2 separate regions of the Homo sapiens genome follow, and region 2 is linked to region 1. A link is a loop called in an ENCODE intact Hi-C map of the cell type or tissue named here. Cell type or tissue: heart left ventricle. All regions are shown on one strand. Links, peaks and the distances in the headings refer to the core of each region. The heading gives the core; the rest is flanking DNA. Region 1 overlaps LOC105372614 (a long non-coding RNA gene). Region 2 has its middle 260 kb from the start of LINC01370.

The links. A loop is a pair of places that touch in the nucleus more often than their neighbours do. Peaks named below come from ENCODE experiments on the same cell type or tissue, not always from the same donor. Only the 100,000 strongest peaks of a DNase experiment are listed, where the experiment ranks them.
Region 2: it touches region 1 in a loop (1.9-fold over the local background); 1 of 110 quality-filtered maps calls a loop at or near these places.

What each region holds. Positions count from the first base shown.
Region 1 is chr20:39,798,154-39,803,539 of GRCh38, reverse strand. The region is part of intron 5 of LOC105372614 (a long non-coding RNA gene); the gene reads right to left. Among named protein-coding and RNA genes, the nearest start is that of LINC01370, 200 kb to the left of the region's middle. RefSeq lists an enhancer at 2,016-3,215. In heart left ventricle, for the core only: no CTCF peak of the experiment used is centred there; a DNase peak (open chromatin) is centred at 2,709; H3K27ac peaks cover 1,053 bases.
Region 2 is chr20:39,742,026-39,747,411 of GRCh38, reverse strand. No RefSeq gene overlaps it. Among named protein-coding and RNA genes, the nearest start is that of LINC01370, 260 kb to the left of the region's middle. In heart left ventricle, for the core only: no CTCF peak of the experiment used is centred there; no DNase peak of the experiment used is centred there; H3K27me3 peaks cover 824 bases.

The DNA.
Region 1 (5,386 bases), core at 108-5,107:
TTATCATTTTTTATTGCGTCTATTTGATTCTTCTCTCTTTTTTTCTTTATTAGTCTTGCTAGCGGTCTATCAATTTTGTTGATCCTTTCAAAACACCAGCTCCTGGATTCATTAATTTTTTGAAGGGTTTTTTGTGTCTCTATTTCCTTCAATTCTGCTCTGATTTTAGTTATTTCTTGCCTTCTGCTAGCTTTTGAATGTGTTTGCTCTTGCTTTTCTAGTTCTTTTAATTGTGATGTTAGGGTGTCAATTTTGGATCTTTCCTGCTTTCTCTTGTGGGCATTTAGTGCTATAAATTTCCCTCTACACACTGCTTTGAATGCGTCCCAGAGATTCTGGTATGTTATGTCTTTGTTCTCGTTGGTTTCAAAGAACATCTTTATTTCTGCCTTCATTTCGTTATGTACCCAGTAGTCATTCAGGAGCAGGTTGTTCAGTTTCCATGTAGTTGAGCGGTTTTGAGTGAGATTCTTAATCCTGAGTTCTAGTTTGATTGCACTGTGGTCTGAGAGATAGTTTGTTATAATTTCTGTTCTTTTACATTTGCTGAGGAGAGCTTTACTTCCAACTATGTGGTCAATTTTGGACTAGGTGTGGTGTGGTGCTGAAAAAAATGTATATTCTGTTGATTTGGGGTGGAGAGTTCTGTAGATATCTATTAGGTCCGCTTGGTGCAGAGCTGAGTTCAATTCCTGGGTATCCTTGTTGACTTTCTGTCTCGTTGATCTGTCTAATGTTGACAGTGGGGTGTTAAAGTCTCCCATTATTATTGCGTGGGAGTCTAAGTCTCTTTGTAGGTCACTCAGGACTTGCTTTATGAATCTTGGTGCTCCTGTATTGGGTGCATATATATTTAGGATAGTTAGCTCTTCTTGTTGAATTCCGGGAAGCTGGAACTGGGTGGAGCCCACCACAGCTCAAGGAGGCCTGCCTGCCTCTGTAGGCTCCGCCTCTGGGGGCAGGGCACAGACAAACAAAAAGACAGCAGTAACCTCTGCAGACTTAAATGTCCCTGTCTGACAGCTTTGAAGAGAACAGTGGTTCTCCCAGCACGTAGCTGGAGATCTGAGAACGGGCAGACTGCCTCCTCAAGTGGGTCCCTGACCCCTGACCCCCGAGCAGCCTAACTGGGAGGCACCCCCCAGCAGGGGCATACTGACACCTCACACGGCAGGGTACTCCAACAGACCTGCAGCTGAGGGTCCTCTCTGTTAGAAGGAAAACTAACAAACAGAAAGGACATCCACACCAAAAACCCATCTGTACATCACCATCATCAAAGACCAAAAGTAGATAAAACCACAAAGATGGGGAAAAAACAGAACAGAAAAACTGGAAACTCTAAAAAGCAGAGCGCCTCTCCTCCTCCAAAGGAACGCAGTTCCTCACCAGCAACGGAACAAAGCTGGATGGAGAATGACTTTGACGAGCTGAGAGAAGAAGGCTTCAGACGATCAAATTACTCTGAGCTACGGGAGGACATTCAAACCAAAGGCGAAGAAGTTGAAAACTTTGAAAAAAAATTAGAAGAATGTATAACTAGAATAACCAATACAGAGAAGTGCTTAAAGGAGCTGAAAACCAAGGCTCGAGAACTACATGAAGAATGCAGAAGCCTCAGGAGCCGATGCGATCAACTGGAAGAAAGGGGATCAGCGATGGAAGATGAAATGAATGAAATGAAGCGAGAAGGGAAGTTTAGGGAAAAAAGAATAAAAAGAAATGAGCAAAGCCTCCAAGAAATATGGGACTATGTGAAAAGACCAAATCTACGTCTGATTGGTGTACCTGAAAGTGATGGGGAGAATGGAAACAAATTGGAAAACACTCTGCAGGATATTATCCAGGAGAACTTCCCCCATCTAGCAAGGCAGGCCAACGTTAAGATTCAGGAAATACAGAGAACGCCACAAAGATACTCCTCGAGAAGAGCAACTCCAAGACACATAATTGTCAGATTCACCAAAGTTGAAATGAAGGAAAAAATGTTAAGGGCAGCCAGAGAGAAAGGTCGGGTTACCCTCAAAGGGAAGCCCATCAGACTTTGTTTTCTAATTCTGCAGTTTGGAAGATATAGTTCTGGTGCCTAAATACTGGAAATTCAGGAATTTGCTAAAGTTCTGTGGGAGAATGTTTTGAGAAAATTTAAGTGCATGATCATTGGATTACCTACTCTACTACAGACTTTATATGAGCCTCAGAAGATTTGTCTGTGAATACCACAGCCATAGCCTTGATCCTCATCGAGTTGGGAGTTTCATGAGATTGTGGAACTATACCTTGGTTCCTTTTCCATAAGATGGGACCAAGAAATATTTAAAACTAAAAACAGATGTCACCTCACCCAAGGGCTTTCCCTAAAAGATAAAATTAATGGATGGTGTAGTGATCAGTACTGTGGGTCCTAGTAGTCTAACTTAGGCCACTTAATATAATCTGTATTTAAAACTAAATTTGATATGAACTTTGGAGTCTTTAAAAACTATTTTTCTATTTAACCTTTTTGTCTCTGTTTTATCCTTGTTTTATAGTTGTAATTCTTTCTGAAAAGTTCTAAATTATTCTGGAGAACCAAAAGGAAGCAGGATTTTTCCCCCTTTTAAGTCAGGATAGACAGGGAAGCAATATGACTCTAGATAATTAACTTGGGAGTTCTGGCTGTCCTTGGGAGAGGGCCAGTGTCCCAGGAGGAAAGCCAGATGGGGTCAGAGACCTCAAACTGACAGATGTGGCAGTGGAGGGTTCCAGGAAGAAAGATCAGAGCTTGCCCAGAAAAGAGAGCCACTTGCCCAGATGCAAAACCCCAGAGGACTGAAGGTAAAGGCTTGTGCAGTATTTTGGCTGAGTCATGGGAGAAACTAGTCAGCAGCTAAGGTCAAGTTTAGGACAAAGAAACGCTGCACAAGGAGGCTGAGAAAGAAGAAACAGGATAGGGGAGAAGATGTCTGTAGGACCCTGAGGAGTAAGTAGTATCTATGTAATGCTTTTATTTAACCCTTTTTGTGGTCCTACCATGTATATAGAAATGTAACAATATATCCATATCTTGAAATTCAAAGAATTCTAGGAGCAGCAAATAAATTTGCCCCATTGTTTTTGTGTTATGGAGAAATAAAAACTAAAATTTGAAGAACAGAGAGTAAGACGAAACTGTCTGTGAAAACTGTCCAATCTTTCTCAAGTGTGTCATCACAATGTTAAGTTTCTTCTGGGTAACTTGCTGACCCAGAAGCAAAGGATAGTCTCAGGTATGACTCAGTCCTCTATGTCCGAGACAGCTGACACCCACTCACTTGAGAGAGGATGGAAGGCTTTATCCTGGAGACTTGTCTCATTTATGTAAGGGGTTTTGGACCACAGTTTATGTATTCTGATGATGTTTACAAAGTGCCTTTGTCTATGCTAATTTTTAAAAGACCTATTTAAATTACAATTCATATAAAGTTTATTGAATAGCACAATTTACCATGTTTGCCTGCTTTCTTCTTTAAAACAATGATGTTGCTTGTAATATTTTTATAATAACACTAAGCAACTAACGAGAACAACTCACACAAAATAATACCTTCTTTGGACCAGACTGACCTAAGCAATGAGGACACAGATGGAAAAGACATGTCAGAATTCCAACTAATAAATATAGAAGGAAAGATGAGATTAGAAAATCACCACTTGGCAACCACAAGAGTAATAATTGTTTCAGGCAAGGATCATCAATGGATGCTAAAATTAGTAGGTGAAAGTACTATGAGAAACAAGATATTTGCATAGTCTCAAAGTATTTCCCCACAAGATACTAATTAATTGCAAAGAGAAAAATAGTAACTTCACAGTGGAGAAGCCTGGCAGACACTCTTTTAATGAAGCAATTATAGTTAACATCACAAAAAAACAGGACAAATCAACATCATGTGCCTCATGATATGATGCACCGAGAAGGATACAGCATGACTTCTGTGGTTTTTCTGCCAAAGTTGCATGGTCTGAATATAATTATGAGGAAACCTCAGACAAACCCAAATTAAGAGACATTCTACTAAATACCCGGTCTCTCCTTTTCAAATGTGCCAAGTTTATAAAAGACAAAGAAAGGCTGAGGAACTGTTCCAGATTCAAGAGTAACAAAAGGACATGATGGATTAGACAGACATGGCAACTAAATACAACCTGTGAGTGTGGATAAGATCCTGGACTTGGAACCTTGGATTTAGTGGGACAACTAGTAAACTTTGAATAAGGCCTCTATTGACTAGTTAATAGTACTGAATCAATGTTAATTTCTTGATTTCGATCATTTAACTGTGATTACATAAGAAGATGCCCTTGATTTTAGGAAATTCGTACTGAAACATCTAGAGGTAAAGGAGTATCATGTGCAACCTTCATTTAAACATTTCATAATAAAGTGTGTATGTGTGTCTGTGTGTGTGTCTGTGTGTGTGTAGATAGGTGATAGGTAGATAGAAAGATAGAACGGTAAGCAAATGTAGTACATTTTTAAAATTTGCAGACAATCTAAGTAAAGGTCATATACTCTTTTAAATTTTTTCTATAATTCTGAAATTATTTTAAAACAAAAAGTGAACGATAATAACACATAGATAAAAAGAAAAAAAGACAGTCTCTGCCATCAAGGAGCTCACAGCCTCATGAAAACAGATGGGCAAGTCACCATAAAGACATAAATGTAGCTGAGCAAACTACAGAGTGTTATAAGGGCATGGAGGATAGGATATAATTTCTAGAAGTAAAAGAGAATAAAAATTGTCTAGGAAAGACAGTAAGTTTGAGTTAAGCAAATTCATTGTCTTCCTAGCCTTTAATAAATTATTTAGGCTCATAATTCTGAAAAGTCAAGTCAGTTGTTCTGTGTTGATACAAGAAAGGCTTTCGTTCATAGAACAATTTGTCTAAACCATCCACACATTCATCCATCCATTAACATGGCTGTAATACTGTAATATAATGAGAAATATATATTTGGTCTCTGCCTCCAGTTCATAGCACGGAACTCCTAAAACCCTTGTCATTTCCTGAGTAATAAGAGTCTTTTCTGTTCTGAGGCATCTCTTGGTGTGCTCTTGGATAGTGACTGGGCACCAGGAAGACCAAGCCATCATTATGAGCTTGGAGCTTTCAGCTCCACTCCCTTCCTCTGAGAAAGGGAGTGGAGCTGCAGATTTAGTTAATAATATACTATGCCTAACATGATGAAGCCTACGTAAAATCCCCAAGCTATAGGAGAGCTTCTGTATGGCTGAAAGCATGGAGATTTCCTGGAGGAAGTTCAATGCCTATTCTTTCTTCATCTGGGTGTTTATTTGCATCCTTTGTAATACCTCTTCTAAGAAATCAATGAGTGTAAATAAAGCACTTTCCTGAGTTC
Region 2 (5,386 bases), core at 226-5,225, 56 kb after region 1:
TCAGGGTTTACAAGCAGTATGAGGCTGGGTGCCACAGCTGCCCCATCCATGATAAATCCCTAATGGTTAGGAAAATACCTGTATACTTTAGTGCAGCAGTCCCCAGCCGTTTTGGCACCAGGGACCTGTTTCATGGAAGATAATTTTTCCATAGACCAGGGGTGTGGGTGGGGGAATGGTTTCAGGATGAAACTCTTCTACGTCAGATCATCACTATTAGGCTCTCATGAGGAGTGTGTCACCCAGATCACTTGCATGTACAGTTCACAATAGGGCTCACACTCCTGTGAGAGAATCTAATGTTGCCACTTATCTGACAGTAGGCAGTAATTACTGAGCATTACTGTAATGCTTGTTTGCCTGTTGCTCACCTCCTGCTGTGTGGCCTGGTTCTTAACAGGCCATGGACAAGTACCAGTCCATGGCCTAAGGTATGGGGACCCCTGCCTTAGTGGATCCTCAAAAAAATTTCTGGAATAAATAAAATGAAATAGGGGAGAGCAGACAATAATTATCATGCTATTTTCATGAGAGCTGAAGACAGTAATGCAGAAGTCAGAAAGGAAAATCCATGTGAGGGGAAAGGTCGATGCCACTTCTCTCCAGCCTTGCCTTTTCCTCACTTTCATTCCAAGGGATTTAGATAATTAGAAGATTGACAGCTTTCTTTCCCAAAGATGTGTTATTATCTTCTCTAGGGTTGAAATAAAGGGTGATACAAAGCCTGGGTTATGTTCTCAACCTTCCAAACTCTAGTTTTGTTGACCTTCTGATCTCTAGATTTACTGTCTCTGGTACATTTTCCAAACTGAACACAGATTATGACTCTTGAAAATGTGTGACTTACTCCAGTACAACTTTTGTTCATATCTGTACACTTATACCCAGTGTCTCACACAGTGCCTCTTACCTAGCAAGCCCTACAAATATTGTGATTGTGTATATGTGAAGGAATGAATGAATGAAGAGAGAAATTAATAAAACGTCATGCCAGCATTTGCAGGGTGACTTTGCACCTTAAATATATATTATCTTGATAAAACATAAATTTTGTGTTTTTAACATTATTTTTAACTATACATTTGGATCTTAATTATTTATCTGCCAGTCAGGGGAAATGCATTTGCTCTGGTTCACATAAGCAAACCCAATGTGTCTGTAAAGAGCTTTTCATTCATCATGCCAAAGTTCTTAGGTCCACACATCTCTAAAACGTTTTTGAATATAATAATTGTTTTGTTTATTCTACCTCCCAGGTAGAATAAAGACAACTTGACATTTGCATTACAAGGCACCTTCTTTTTAAGGCTGAAAGACCGTTAATGGTTCTATGTTCTTGGACACGTAAGATCTTTTGTATGACTATCACCTCTATATTAGAAGAGTTGGACTACAAACTTATAAAAATCCTCTAGCCCTAGACAAACAATATTGTGGCTGAGCCATTCTGAAAGGGAAAACAAAGTAATCTAAAAAGGTATTATGGTAAAATACCAATTTGTAAAAGTACTAGGTGTTTTATTTATAAACAAAGCCTGTCAATTAATGGGAGAAAAAAGGCTGAAGGCCCTCCCTGTCTGTGCTTTGTTATCTATTATTAGTTTTTCTGTTGGAAAGAAGTGAGGATATGGAGTTTAACATAAAAAAAACTAATAAGTATTTCAGCTGTCTGGGTATTTTGAGCTGAAGACATCTGTATTTTTAATTAGTCCTTTCATAAGTGTGATTATGGAATGTCATGTGATCACCCTTGAAATGAACACCTGGAACCTTACAACGATCACAGCAATTCAGTGTTCCAGGGTTTGGGCAGCATACACAGGGAAGTCCTGGCAATTGCATTAACAGTGTTATCAAGACAACTCCAGGCTCCAATGATTTTCCTGTCTGTAAATTAAATAATAATATGAAAACAAAATCCACTAGGTCCAACAGGAAAGCACAAATATAACAGTGAGAATTTCCTGTCATGGGGCATTTGAAATCTGGGTCATCAAAAAGCCTATTGAATGGAGCCTGATGAGGTCCTCAGCCTCAGAGAATGGATCAAGTGGCCCTGTAGAGTTTCTTCCAGTTTTTACAGGGCGAGGAATGCAAGGTCCTATGGAAGCCAAAACTAAGCCTGAGGAGGGGGCAGAAGGCATCAATCTTATTGTTAGGGAAGACCCTTTGGAATCTCTGACTTCTAAATTCTCATGAAGAAAGAATCATTGCTGGTAGTTGATATAATTAAATACTTCTTGGTTTTACCCTAGGGATTCATCATGAGAAATTATACATTTTCATTTTCAGTATATGAAGGGCAGTGACTATAAAAATGCAAGTCCTCCATTTGGCTGGGGTCTGCATTGCCTCTCACCCTCTTCTCCATGGTCAGAGCTGCAGCAACTTGCCAGGACAGCAGGAATCACTGTCCTAAGTGCATAGGCTAGAGATGCACGTTCAGGTTCCTGCGGATTATGCCAGCCTGGTGGGAAGAGAGGAGCATGACCTAGATACAGCCTTTAATGATCTCAAATCCCTAAGGTTCCTGGTGAACCTTTGGTGGCAAAGGCCCAGAATGCTGATTGTCTTCAGTGTATTCGTTTCCTTACATGAAGGATTCTCTATTCTCCAACAGCTGTCCCTTGACATTTCTTATTAATGGTGATTAATAAAGTCTATGCAAACTGACATTAGATAAAGTCTCCATTTCTGGCCACCTTCCCACTTCAGGGTGTGTAGCTTGATATCAATGTGATTTGGGTCTCCATGACAGCGTTGGGAAATGTTGCTAATGCTGATCAAACCTAATCAAGGACTATGTAGATAACTTATTCACTTCCCCACATAACTTTTGGGATATGTTTAAAATTCAAGTAGGAAAAGCACAGTAGAGGCTGGGTGCAGTGGCTCAAGCCTGTAATCCCAGCACTTTGGGAGGCCACGGCGGGTGGATCACTTGAGATCAGGAGTTTGAGACCAGCCTGGCCAACATGGTGAAACCCTGTCTCTACTAAAAAAATACAAAGATTAGTTGGGCTGTTGGTGGGTGCGTGTAATCCCAGATGCTCAGGAGGGTGAGGAAGGAGTATCACTTGAACCCAGGAGGCAAAGCTTGCAGTGAATTGACACCATGCCACTGCACTCCAGCCTGGGCGACAGAGCAAGACACTGTCTCAACAACAACAACAACAACAGCAGCACAATAGAAGATTTTTTTTTAGACAACTGATGTGTTTGTTCTCAACAAACTTAAATTTAAAAAGCTCTTTGTATATATGGTGACTCTATATATACTCTTGTATACATGGCACATTTATAAAAACCTAGACAATGATGTAGCCCAGAATGTACATAATAAGCTCCGGTTATTTTCTACCAAATACATCACATTTTGGCAAAATTAAAGGAGAGCTTTGGAGGTTTTCAAACCATTCCTACTCAAAAACCTGGCAGCATATTTCAGGAAATAAGTGCAAGAAAATTCTGAGAACCCCATATATGTCTCCAAATTTAGAGGGATGTTACTGGAGATATGGGAATAGGGTTAGAAAGTCAAAAGAACATCCCTTAGAGGACTTTGTTCCAGTCTGTGATTTTCATGGATTCATGGCTTCACTTCACCCATAGGAGATGGGTTCTTCTTACCTGAGTTAGGACAAGAGAGTGGTATCTGAGGGATAACACCCACTTGCTGGAGCTTGACCCTGACAGAAGTGAGAGGTTCTGGAAAGATTCTTCTTTATTAGTATCCAGACACACATACAATTACCACCTTTCTCTTCCAGACACACAAAATGCAAGATTCCCTTGGAGAATCTGGGTTGATGAATATAGCTTGTACTGTATTCTTTCTTCATTTTTGCTAAAAGTCACCTTAGTCAATCAGCTCCCAAGAGGCACCCCTGGCATTATCATTATGTGGGTTCACTGAAGGATGAAAAGACCTGGGAACTAGAGAAGGATGGAAGATCCCTGTACCTGCCATGACTCTGCTTATTACCAGGAGCCAGAATGCAGGGGGGAAAGGGCTTCTGAGGGTCCTGACCTATAACTAATAGTCATCTTCCCCATTCATAAAGCATGGTCTCATAAATCAAATTATTGTCTCCTCAATACTTATGGCAGAGCTGGTGACAGGGGTATAGCCAGAGGTAGAGAAACAGGAAGAGAAATGTTCTCTGTCTCTTATCCTCGTAGGTAATAATGTCAGGAGAGAAGGCTAAAAATCCCTCACCCCTTCTCTAAACATTGCAAAAATATTTGTTAAAGGAAATACTTCATGCCCTTTCCTATGAAGGGATAGAACTTTTTCTTAGAGTTGTAAAAAGGTACTTTATAGGATGAAGCTACCTTGTGACACAGTATTTGCATATTTTAATTTTATTAATGATTGTTTTAGCAAGAAAATGTTTAACTCTTTAATACATAATAAAACCAGCCAATTTATTTTCTTTTGTTTTCTGTCTTTTGTGACATATTTAGGGAGATTAATTATGCATAGACTCTAGAAATGCTTTTCTAGAACATTTTTACAGAGTTTAAGGAGTCTGAAGGTCAGACTCTCAAGGTCACACATTAGTAGTAAGTATCAGAGTTGAAATTGTGATGCAAGCCTGTATTAGCACAGTCTTAGATTCTGTGTGTTAAACCATGCTGCCTCTCATTTACAATTAAGAGGATCATTTATTCATTCATTCATCTTTCCATTTGGAAAGACGATTTTTCCTCCAGAGGACCCACCCTCCCTATAAGGCAATGGGTGCTATGTTCACACCAGGTTATCCTGATCTGAAATAACCTTAACTATAAATCAAACTTGTGTCTTCTAGGGGGCGGTACGTACATTTTATAAAATAAAAAGTTCATGCTTTCAGTTAAAGTTTCTACCCAATAGTCACTCAAAATTCAGCCTCTGATGAGAATACCAGCATTTTTCATTTTAAGTAACTGAAGAAATATAATGTGAAATACAGAAACTCCTTAAAAGTGAAAACCAACTGATAAAACTTTCAGCCTGACAATCATGTGATCACATTAGAAGTCACAGGTCAATGGGGTTTTCTAGATATACAATCATGTCATCTGCAAACAGGGACAATTTGACTTCCTCTTTTCCTAATTGAATACCGTTTATTTCCTTCTCCTGCCTAATTGCCCCGGCCAGAACTTCCAACGCTATGTTGAATAGGAGTGGTGAGAGAAACCCCATTGTCTCAGCCCAAAATCTCCTTAAGCTGATAAGCAACTTCAGCAAAGTCTCAGGATACAAAATCAATGTACCAAAATCACAAGCATTCTTATACACCAACAACAGACAAACAGAGAGCCAAATCATGAGTGAACTCCCATTCACAATTGCTTCAAAGAGAATAAAATACCTAGGAATCCAACTTACAAGGGA